Regions from separate parts of the Homo sapiens genome. Here region 1 is linked to region 2. A link is an interaction called in ENCODE POLR2A ChIA-PET data of the cell type or tissue named here. Cell type or tissue: A673. All regions are shown on one strand.

Region 1 (5,000 bases), 110 kb after region 2:
GTAGCCCTAGCACGACCTTCAGCAAATTAATTTTTCTAACTCTTAGTTTCTTCCTCTGTGAAATGGGACTAATAATGACAACCTTTGGGTTGTTATGGAAATTAATGGAGGCAATACATGCAAAGTGCTTAGCACAGTCCCAGTACTTAGTAGTGCTTAGTACCTATTAGCTGCTATTATTTTTCTTGAGAGTGCCATATACAGTGCAGCAGTTTGCTTGTAGATTGTGTGACTTGTCACTCTAGTACAGCTTTCCATGTAGGTAATTGAGGAATTGAACAGCAGAGTTGGAAGGGCCCTCTGCAGGTCTGGACTGACCATAATAACACCAGCTAACACTTAGAGTACCGGCTATGCGAGGTACTGTTTCAGTCACTTTTCACAAACAGGCAGAATATCCCTTATCTGAAATCCTTGGAACCAGAAGTGTTTTTGGGGTTTGGATTTCTCTAGATTCTGGAATATTTGCATATACATAATGAGATATCTTGGGGATAGGACCCAAGTCTAGATGTGAAACGTATTCTCATTTCATATACACCTTATATACACATAGCCTGAAGATAATTTTGTTTTTCCTTTGAGGAAGCAGAATAAACTGTATCCTGCGCCTGCATTTTGACTGGCCCATCACATGAGGTCAGGTGTGGAATTTTCTGCTGTGGTGTCATGTTGGTGCTCAAAAAGTTTCAGATTTTGGAGATTTTTGGATTAGGGATACTCAACCTGCATTAAATCAGTTTATCCTCAAACAGCTCTAAGAGATAAGCACTTCTATCATCCCATTTTACTGATAAGTATGTGGAAGCACAGAGAGGCAGAGTGACTTACCTAACAGCACACAGCTCATAAGGGGCTGGGCTGGGAGTTAACTCCAAGCAGTTTGGCCCCAGCTGTGCTGCAATCATTATTGTTTGGCTCAGAGAGAAGGGCCTTCTTCTGAAGGCTACTCACAGCAGATGAGTAACCTCCAGGCTCTTGAGCCCCTGGCTTGCCATTCTTTCTCCCGAACCTGGCCCAGTGCCATGCTAGGCGGGGGGCACGTGTTGGAAACCTGGCTGACACGTGTGAGTCCGGGAGCGATTGGGCACCTTCGGTCATTCTGCTGTGGTTCGTCAGGCTGTGGTTCCTCAGTGTGAGCTGGAGGAGGGCGGCAGGATGTGGCAGGTGCCCTGAAAGTGACTGTCCTCCTGGGGCCCAGGCAGCACTTCCTGCTCTGTCTTCAGGGACCCCAGAGCTCCAGAGAGTAGCAGCTTGGTGTCTCCCTCTCCTTTCCCTGGGGATTGAGGTAGGGGGTGCTGGCCTCCCTGTGACCGTGAGCCGTCAGCTCTCTGCCTTTCTGCCTGGGCCCTTCTGGAGGACAGGGAGAACTCTGTGTGCTGGTTCAAGGCTGGAACAAGTTCCTTCAGCCACTGTGAGCTTCACGAAGAGGAAGCGTGAGTCACCAGGGCCTTTACAAGCTCCAGGTGAATGGAAGGGGTGTGTTGGGGGCGTGCTTCCATCTCTCTTGGGCCTCATGGTCTATGGGAGGGGGCCTGGGAGGGCTGGGGCATTCCATTATTGTTCGGGTGGTTTTTCCTGGAATTTCTTTTGAAGTGGTCTTCGTGACCCAGTGGCACTGAGTCACGGGGTAAACAGAATTATCAGGGGCTGGGCTCTTGGAAAGGACACAGACAGTGCCCGTGGGCCAGTCCCAGAGGGTCACCAGGCTGGCTTCCTCCCAGTGGCTTCCTTCCACCTCTCCCAGGGTTTTGGCTGCAGCTTCCATGTGCATCCCACCTGTGGACTCCAGCTCTGGGCCAGTGTGTAGAGCATGTGCCCTGGGGGCTTGTGAGAAATGCATTCTGAAACCCCACCCTCATCTGCTGAATAAGAGTTTACGTTGCCCAGGTAGTTCCTTTGATAGTAAAGAATCTCCTTATATCACGCTCTGGCCCACATGTCCACGTCTAAACTTGGCCTCAAGCTCCCCTTTTCTGGAAATGTTTCCACATCATCCAACTTTCTCTGGATCTCATCAGCACCTCTGCATGGTACTTGGTAGCTTGCACAAGTTTGTGGTTGGTGCCCTCCTCTCGTGTGTGTGTGTGTGTGTGTGCACACACACACACACACATCAGGAGGCTGATCCTACAGTCCCCCTTAGCCCTGGGCACTCTGTGAGGTAGAGAATGTCCCTCCACACTGTTTCTCCTTCCACAGCAGCCCATCCTAGGTTTCAGGGCAGGTTGGGTGGAGGTGCCTTCAGGAGAACCTGGGGAAATTGTCTCCTCCTGGATTGGGCCATGGCAGAAGATGAGGAGCACCAAATTTGACTCCAAATTTGATGGCGAAACCCCAGAGGTAGATGACGCCGACACCTGCCCCTCCGCCCCATGGAAGCAACCGGCCTTGAAAGGACACCGTGTGACTTTGGGGGACAGTGGCTTCTTTTGCCTTTTCCTGACTGTCCTGACCACACAGGCCTTTAGGACAACAATAACCGCAGAGACAAAGCATGACCGAGACAATGTCGTCTTTGGGCCTTTTTTCCCCCTTAATGACGTCCAAGGCTCTGGGAACATTGTAAAAACTGGGTCCTGTCCAATTTTAACCACTCCCCCCACCAGCTCCTAGGAGCCCTGCCAGCTCCCTGGGTTGGGGGTGGGAGTGATGCCCAGAGATGCACACAAAGATGTCACGCTGCCCTGGTTAGGCCCCAGAGGCCAGTCAGGACTGCAGGGACAGGGAAGAGGAACAGAACGTGTCGCTTGGCCTGTGGACTCCCCCAGCCAGGGAGGTAGGTGGGCGGAGAGAGGGAAGGGCATCTGCCAAGCTTAATTAACAGTGGAAACTTGCCACAGGGGAGGAGAGAGACGATTTGAAGAGGAGGGGCAGTTTACTGGAAGAAGGGGCACTGCTGATGCCAAGAGTAAGAAAGAGGGGAGCGTTCCAGCAGAGGCATCTGGAGCGCAGGCTGCCAGTGTCGTAAGCTGGGATGGGTTGAGCATAGAGATTTCTGGAGGTGAGAGTGGGGAAATTTATTTGTGCCTGCTTTCCTGAGTAGACGTCTTCCAAAAACAATCCACCAACATGTCAGTGGCTAGCCTTCCTTGCCCCCATAAAGAAAAAATACTATTTAAAAAATGGTAGTTGAGTTTAGAAAATAGGCATTGTGTTGGGTTCTTGTTCTTTGAAGATATCAATGGATTGCCCGAATTGCATTTGACTTTATTTCACAGATATTGAAGCAACATGTAATGTGTATGATATAGAAAGAGAGATGGGTTAAAAAAACATGTGATGCAGGCCAGACATGGTGGCTCATGCCTGTAATCCTAGCACTTTGGGAGGCTGAGGCCTGGTGGATCCCGAGGTCAGGAGTTCAAGACCAGCCTGGCCAACATAGCAAAACCCTGTCTCTACTAAAAATAGAAAAAATTAGGCAGGCATGGTGGTGGGCACCTGTAATCCCAGCTACTCAGGAGGCTGGGGCAGGAGAATCGCTTGAACCCAGGAGGTGGAGGTTGCAGTGAGCCGAGATCGCGCCATTGCACTCCAGCCCAGGCGACAGTGCAAGACTCTGTCTCAAAAAAAAAAAAAAAAAAAAAAAAGTGTGATGCTTATTGTTTTTGTTGAGACAAAAATGCAGAGATATTGAATGTACAGCAAAACTAATAGTGTGGGTTGGACTTCAGATATGGGAGGTGGAGCATGGGTTATTCATTATTAGCAGGATCATAGAATTTTAAGGCTGAACTGGGTTTTCTGGTTTCATCTCCCTTCAGATGCACAGACTTCCCCATGACATCCATGCCACTGAGTGCTGGGCCTCCCTCACTGTCTCACCCCCTCACCCTCAGGCTTTTCATACCTGGCAGTGCTGACCGTGGCCATCCAGACCTGTTTAGAGATGCAGCTTTCTCCAGCATCCACCCGCTGCTCCTGGTTTGGCTGCTGGAGGCCATCAAGAACAAATCTAATCCCTTCTGACAGTCGTATTGAGAGACAAGACACCTACCCATTCCCCAGTCATTCTCTTCAGCCCATGCTCAACGCCTTCAGATTCTTCAGAGTCTCTGAAAATGTGATAATGAGGCTACTGGTCATTGCCGGTCACGCCTGTCCTAGTGCTTGCCATTACCAAAGTTGCTTTTTGCTTGCTTTCTCTTTTTTCTCTCCCCCTTCATCTCTTTTTCTGATGGACACGCCTGCTAGCTCGCCTGCCTGCAGTCTATCTCTCTGCCCTCCTGCATGGTCCTCACCTCCCCAGCAAAGTCTCCCTGCTTTCCCCTCAAGGTCTCTCCTGTCCCCCAGGGGCCTCCCACCTACAGTGCATCTCCCTCCCCTGCCCCGCTCCCCCATTTACCCCCATTTCTTCATTTCTCCTCTTTCCCGTCCAAAGATGCGTGTAGGGTGGCTAGTCAAGAATTGCAGTGGAAGAGTGTTTTTTGTTTTTTTTTTCTGAGACAGGATCTCACTTTGTTGCCCAGGCTGAAGTGCAGTGGCATGATCATGGCTCACTGCAGCCTTGACTTCCCTGGGCTTAGGTGATCCTCCCACCTCAGACTCCCAGGTAGCTGGGATTACAGGTGCGTGCCACCACGCCCAGCTAATTTTTTGTATTTTTTATAGAGATGGAGTTTCACTATGTTGCCCAGGCTGGTCTCAAACTCCTGAGCTGAAGCAATCTGCCCACCTTGGCCTCCCAAAGCACTGGGATTATAGGTGTGAGCCACCGTGCCCTGCTGGGAGCTCCTTAAATGTGGTCCTCCACATTTCTTGTTGTGGAGCCCAGGATCTCATTAGTTCTTGGCAGCTTTCTGATGCCAGAGCCCTAAGGCTTGTTCAAAGCCCTTATTGCAAAAATTCCATCTCCAGCTCACCCACTTGGCCTGGTACATACCGCTCTTCATTGTATAGTTCTTTTGGCTCCAAGAACAAAACACTGGATTTGTCCTTGTTTTATCTGACCTGCCATCTCTGTGTGTTATGCTTTGTCCACTCCCAATTTAGTCTCT
Region 2 (5,000 bases):
TGGAACGGATTAGGCTTCTGAGACTGGAAGTGAGTCACATAATTAAATGTAGAGAGGAAGTCATCCTGTTAGTCCCAAGATAGGTACTGATAAACTAGGGCAAGAGCTAAGCAAGACAGAGGAAGCATTGCAGAACCTTCTGTGTGGTTTCTGGTTTTTGTGATTCTGTTGTCCCCTCACATTTTCTTTCTAAACCTGACCTTGATACAAATATACCCATCTAAAGACACACAGAAAATTAGTTGAAATTTTGTGCAGACCGCAATACCAGTTCACTGTGACACGGTATTATGATAAGTGGTCTTGTTGTCCCTCTTCCCAGTGTCTGGAAGGACCCTAGGGCTGGCTGTGTCTTACTCATCTGTGGATCCCCAGCGCCCAGCATGGCAGCTAGCCTAGGAAGTTCAGTAAATGTGTTTAGATGGGGAGATTAACCTGGCTTCTTAAACTGGCATGCATGGGTAATAGGCAACAGTTGAAAGATGATCAGCCTTTCTCACAAACAGACCAACTTGGGGTACAAACTGAGTAACTTCCCGACACCCTCTTCTTTCTCTCGGGTAGTTAAAGCTGTACTAGCCCTTAAAACACATTCTGTCAGCTCGTTCTCTCACGCATCAAGTTCATATGTTACCCATATAACAGTTGACTCAAATGCAGCAACCTGCTCTCCAGTTTGGGGATTTCTCTAGCCTGTCTCTTGCTGCCTGCCTTGTGGCTCCTTTGCAGAAGAGATGAGTTGTATCCAGGAACGTAGCACATGAACCATTGTGAAAGTGTCAGGTAAAGGGGAGGCCCCACGGAAGCTTTTAATTAGCCTGGCCTCCAACCTCCAGCCTCCCTAGAGCTTCCCACAGAGGCTGCGTGTGTTGCCATGAACTGAGCATGAATTTTCAAGGGCAAATATTTTGTCGTGGGTGAAAAAAACTACTCTTTTTATGAATAAAGCATAGATATATATACACATATAGTACATAAAACATATGTAGCATATTTATGGTATTAATTTCATGGTGCGGGTGGGGGGTGCTTAGAACAAACCTGACTAAAAGGACTTCTTAGAGGGGCAACAATGAAATAAACGAAGAACAACACTGGAATCAGTAACACCTACACCTGGCCATGTTGCAGGTGAACGCTGAGACAGTGAGATATTCCATCTGCACATCCAAGCTCCGTGTGAAGCCCGGTGATGTGGCTGTTCATGGTGAGGCTGTGGTGTGTGTCACCCCCAGAGAGAACAGCAAGAGCTCCATGTACTACGTGCTGCAGTTCCTGAAAGAGGATCTCCCCAAGGTGAAACAGAAGTCGCTTCTCATGGAGACCCAGCATCTCCCTGTGGTGTGACACCCAGGGCTGGGACCTAAGGGCTTTGTCACTTAGTCCGATTTCTTAATTTCTTCTTGGCCTTATCCCCAAGGAGTTAGTCTGTTAGATTCCTCTCTGTTCTATCAAAAAACTGATGTTAGGATGAGGTGCAGTCCCCTGAACAACTTCTGTTCTCCCTTATCCCTAAAACTAGCTCTAGTGTGTTAACAGATGACCACTGCTGAAAGCTGGGGTGATCAAGGTGATCAGCCCAGGGCATGGCTCACCCCGTCCTCACAGCTTTCTCTGTCTCTGAATCCAGGTGGTGGTGCAGGGCATTCCAGAGGTGTCCAGAGCTGTCATCCACATTGACGAGCAGAGTGGAAAGGAGAAGTACAAGCTTCTGGTGGAAGGTGATAACCTGCGGGCAGTCATGGCCACACACGGTGTGAAGGGCACCCGAACCACCTCCAATAACACCTATGAGGTACCACTCAGCCCACGGGGTCGCCTTAGGGTTAGGCTGTCTTCCTTGTGCCATCTGCAGGCCTTCCACTGATTCCCAGTATACTTCTTTTTTTTTTTTTTTTTTTTTTTTTTTTGAGATGGAGTCTTGCTCTGTTGCCCAGGCTGGAGTGCAGTGGCGTGATCTCTGCTCACTGCAAGCTCTGCCTCCCGGGTTCACGCCATTCTCCTGCCTCAGCCTCCCGAGTAGCTGGGACTACAGGCACCCACCACCACGCCCGGCTAATTTTTTTTTTTTTTTTTTTTTGTATTTTTAGTAGAAATGGGGTTTCACCATGTTAGCCAGGATGGTCTCGATCTCCTGACCTCATGATCCGCCCGCCTCGGCCTCCCAAAGTGCTGGGATTACAGGCATGAGCCACTGTGCCCGGCCTCCCAGCATACTTCTCTGACCATCCCATTTGCCGTGGGTCTGCAACTGAAAATTGCCCAGCAATCCATTTCTGGAAAACGGCACAGGGTTTGCTTTGAAACTGCAGGGCAGAGGAGAAAGTGGAGAGAATTTGCAGTGGCCTCCCGGAAGGGGCTGCTTCTGCTCATTACTGGCTCTCTGTAGGTGGAGAAAACTCTGGGCATCGAGGCCGCCCGGACAACGATCATCAATGAAATCCAGTACACCATGGTGAACCACGGCATGAGCATCGACAGGAGGCACGTGATGCTGCTCTCCGACCTCATGACCTACAAGGTATGTGGGCAGGAGGCCCCCGGGCTGCCTGGGCATCCCGAAACTCACTTTCAGGAGAATAAGCCTGTGGAGTTTCTAAGACATGTAGAATACGCTGCTGTGAGGACCATCATAGAGAGAAAATAAGATGTGAACATTGCTCAAAAACCAAAGTATGCTGGTCAGGCTGAGTGTCCTGGTGAAATCCCAGTATGAGAGTTACAGCCTCATGGCAAACTCATACCCAGTCGGTGGAGTGAAGAGAGCTGGAGCTTGGTTCCGTCCTCATCCTGAATGTCATCCTAAAGCAAAATTAGCCACTGCCAAAGCCCAGAGAGTCCCATGGCAAGTTGAGGTGTTTCTTTCTTATTAAACCCATCCATCACTCTTCTGTAGCCATTCCCAGGAAAAAATAAGTTAACATGATCTGAAGTTGGGGGCGGGAGGCTGAGGTGGGTTGGTTGGTTTGATTTTTTTTTTCTCTCTTTTCCAAAAAAAACGTATTTCCCTCTAGCTGTGCCTTAGGGCAGCAGGTTTTCATAAGGCTTCCCCAAACAAGTCGATAGAGTATTACAGACTATTTAGAAACCAGGTGAGGGAAATGGCCCATTTCCTACCACCCTGAGGCTGTCGGTTCGATGTCTTCTGTGAAGTCCTATTCTTTATGCATCTTTTGCTTTAGTCGCAGGAAACTGTGTGCATGCAGTTTTTGTTGTGACTTTTTGTTTAACATCACAAATGTTTTCCATCTTGTTTCATGGTTTTAATAAATATACTTTTTAAATTATGGCACAATATTCCTTTGAGTAGAATTACCTAAATTTAATTAATTCTCTTCATACTTGAGGTTTTTACATTCTTTTATTTTTAGTTCTTTGAGCCATAAGAAATCTCTTCAGAAATACTCCCCTTTTTTAAAGTTAGTCTCTGAATTCTAGTTCTCAATTCTTCTTTGTTCTGATGGCGTCTGGATGCGAGTGTGAAGTTTCATGTTGCCGACGATTGACCACCTCAATGGGACACAGAGGGCGGACCCATAGCTCCTCAGGGCCTTTCACACCTGACGTTGGGTCTTGGAGGATTTTTGTTGATTGTATTGAAGGTGCACCGTGCTTTGGTTTCGAGCTTTTGCCATTGGTGTGAGTACCACCGTGACTCTTTCTCCCTTGACGCAGGGTGAAGTCCTGGGCATCACTAGGTTTGGCCTGGCCAAGATGAAGGAGAGTGTGCTGATGCTGGCCTCCTTTGAGAAGACGGCTGACCATCTCTTTGACGCTGCCTACTTCGGGCAGAAGGACTCTGTGTGTGGTAGGTTTGATGTTTCTATGAACAGCATCAAAGGCCTTTACTATTTACAAATAGACCATGGCTAGGCTTCCAAGGGAATGAAAAAAACTGAGTGGCAGAGCGTTTATTTTTTCAAGAATAATGTCAATAGACACGAATTGGAACTGCTGGATCTTTTATCTCCAAATCCTGACTGTAGCATCCTGCATCCCCGTTTACATCTGTTGGATGACTTCCCTCTGTCAGCACAGATGGTTTTTGGTCCACGAAGCAAAGAGCAACCCTGGGCATGTAAGAATTTTTCTAGCCCTTGACTTTGTAGTCAGCCACACTGATCCTGACCCCTGTGTGTGACACCAGGGCTGACAGGAGCAGGTACTGGCTGGGCGCTGGGCAGAGCAGAGTGTCCTACTGTCCTTGGGAGGTGGCCATCAATGCCTGCTGAGCCCCTGTGCCAGGCATCATATGTGTCAAGTATCTCTACCCACCCGTGGGGTGTGGATATTAAGCCCTTTGACAAGTCAGAAGACCAAGGTGACCTCGCTTGCTGTCGAGTCCACCAGCAGAGCCTTGCTCTGCACCATGCCTCATCCCCGCCACTCGACAAAACATGGCTTTATGGGGCTGTGCTGGCCTGGGGGAGAGGGAGCACGAGGGGAACTCTCCCCAGTGTCTGGCTTCCCTGCCTCTTCCGTGAGACCAGCACTGACTGCTGAGCTTTGCTCGAGCCTTTCTGATTCCGCAGGAAGACCCTGCAGGCTTGGGGTGAGAGCTGGTAAGGGGCTGGGGTTCGAGAGGGCCAGCAACCTGCCCCGGGGCACACACCAGTCAGGCCCACACAGGGATTCCAAGTCTGGCTGCTGTTTCCAGGCCAGAGCTCTGCTTCCCAGTAGCCCTTTGCTCTCTCACCTCCTGCTCTTGTACAGATTGGCATCATTAGAGTATATACCCATTTTTTGCCTCTAAGATTAACTGTTTCTCTTTTCAGAAGGGACAGGGATTGGAGATGGAGGGAAATAAATATTACATAAGTCTTTAAGATAAAGAAGGGTGAGAGCGGGCATGGTGTTGCTATTGTCCCAGCTACTCGGGAGGCTGAGGCAGGACGATCACTTGAGCCCAGGAGTTTGAGGCCAGGCTGGGCAACATAATGAGAACTCGTGTCTATTTAAATATTTTTAAAATCAAAAAACAAGCGTGGGCCGGGCGCGGT

Evidence for each region. ChIA-PET counts read pairs that join two places held together with the same protein. Peaks named below come from ENCODE experiments on the same cell type or tissue, not always from the same donor. Only the 100,000 strongest peaks of a DNase experiment are listed, where the experiment ranks them.
Region 1: POLR2A ChIA-PET joins it to region 2 with 19 read pairs; 5 of 35 experiments call an interaction of 5 or more read pairs at or near these places.

What each region holds. Positions count from the first base shown.
Region 1 is chr10:77,870,130-77,875,129 of GRCh38, reverse strand. The region is part of intron 1 of DLG5 (discs large MAGUK scaffold protein 5); the gene reads left to right. Among named protein-coding and RNA genes, the nearest start is that of DLG5, 54 kb to the left of the region's middle. In A673, no CTCF peak of the experiment used is centred here; no DNase peak of the experiment used is centred here; H3K27ac peaks cover 391 bases.
Region 2 is chr10:77,978,949-77,983,948 of GRCh38, reverse strand. POLR3A (RNA polymerase III subunit A) reads left to right here. Exons shown (of 31, transcript NM_007055.4): 26 at 1-29; 27 at 1,132-1,296; 28 at 1,631-1,795; 29 at 2,390-2,521; 30 at 3,676-3,808. Among named protein-coding and RNA genes, the nearest start is that of POLR3A, 48 kb to the left of the region's middle. In A673, no CTCF peak of the experiment used is centred here; no DNase peak of the experiment used is centred here; H3K27ac peaks cover 532 bases.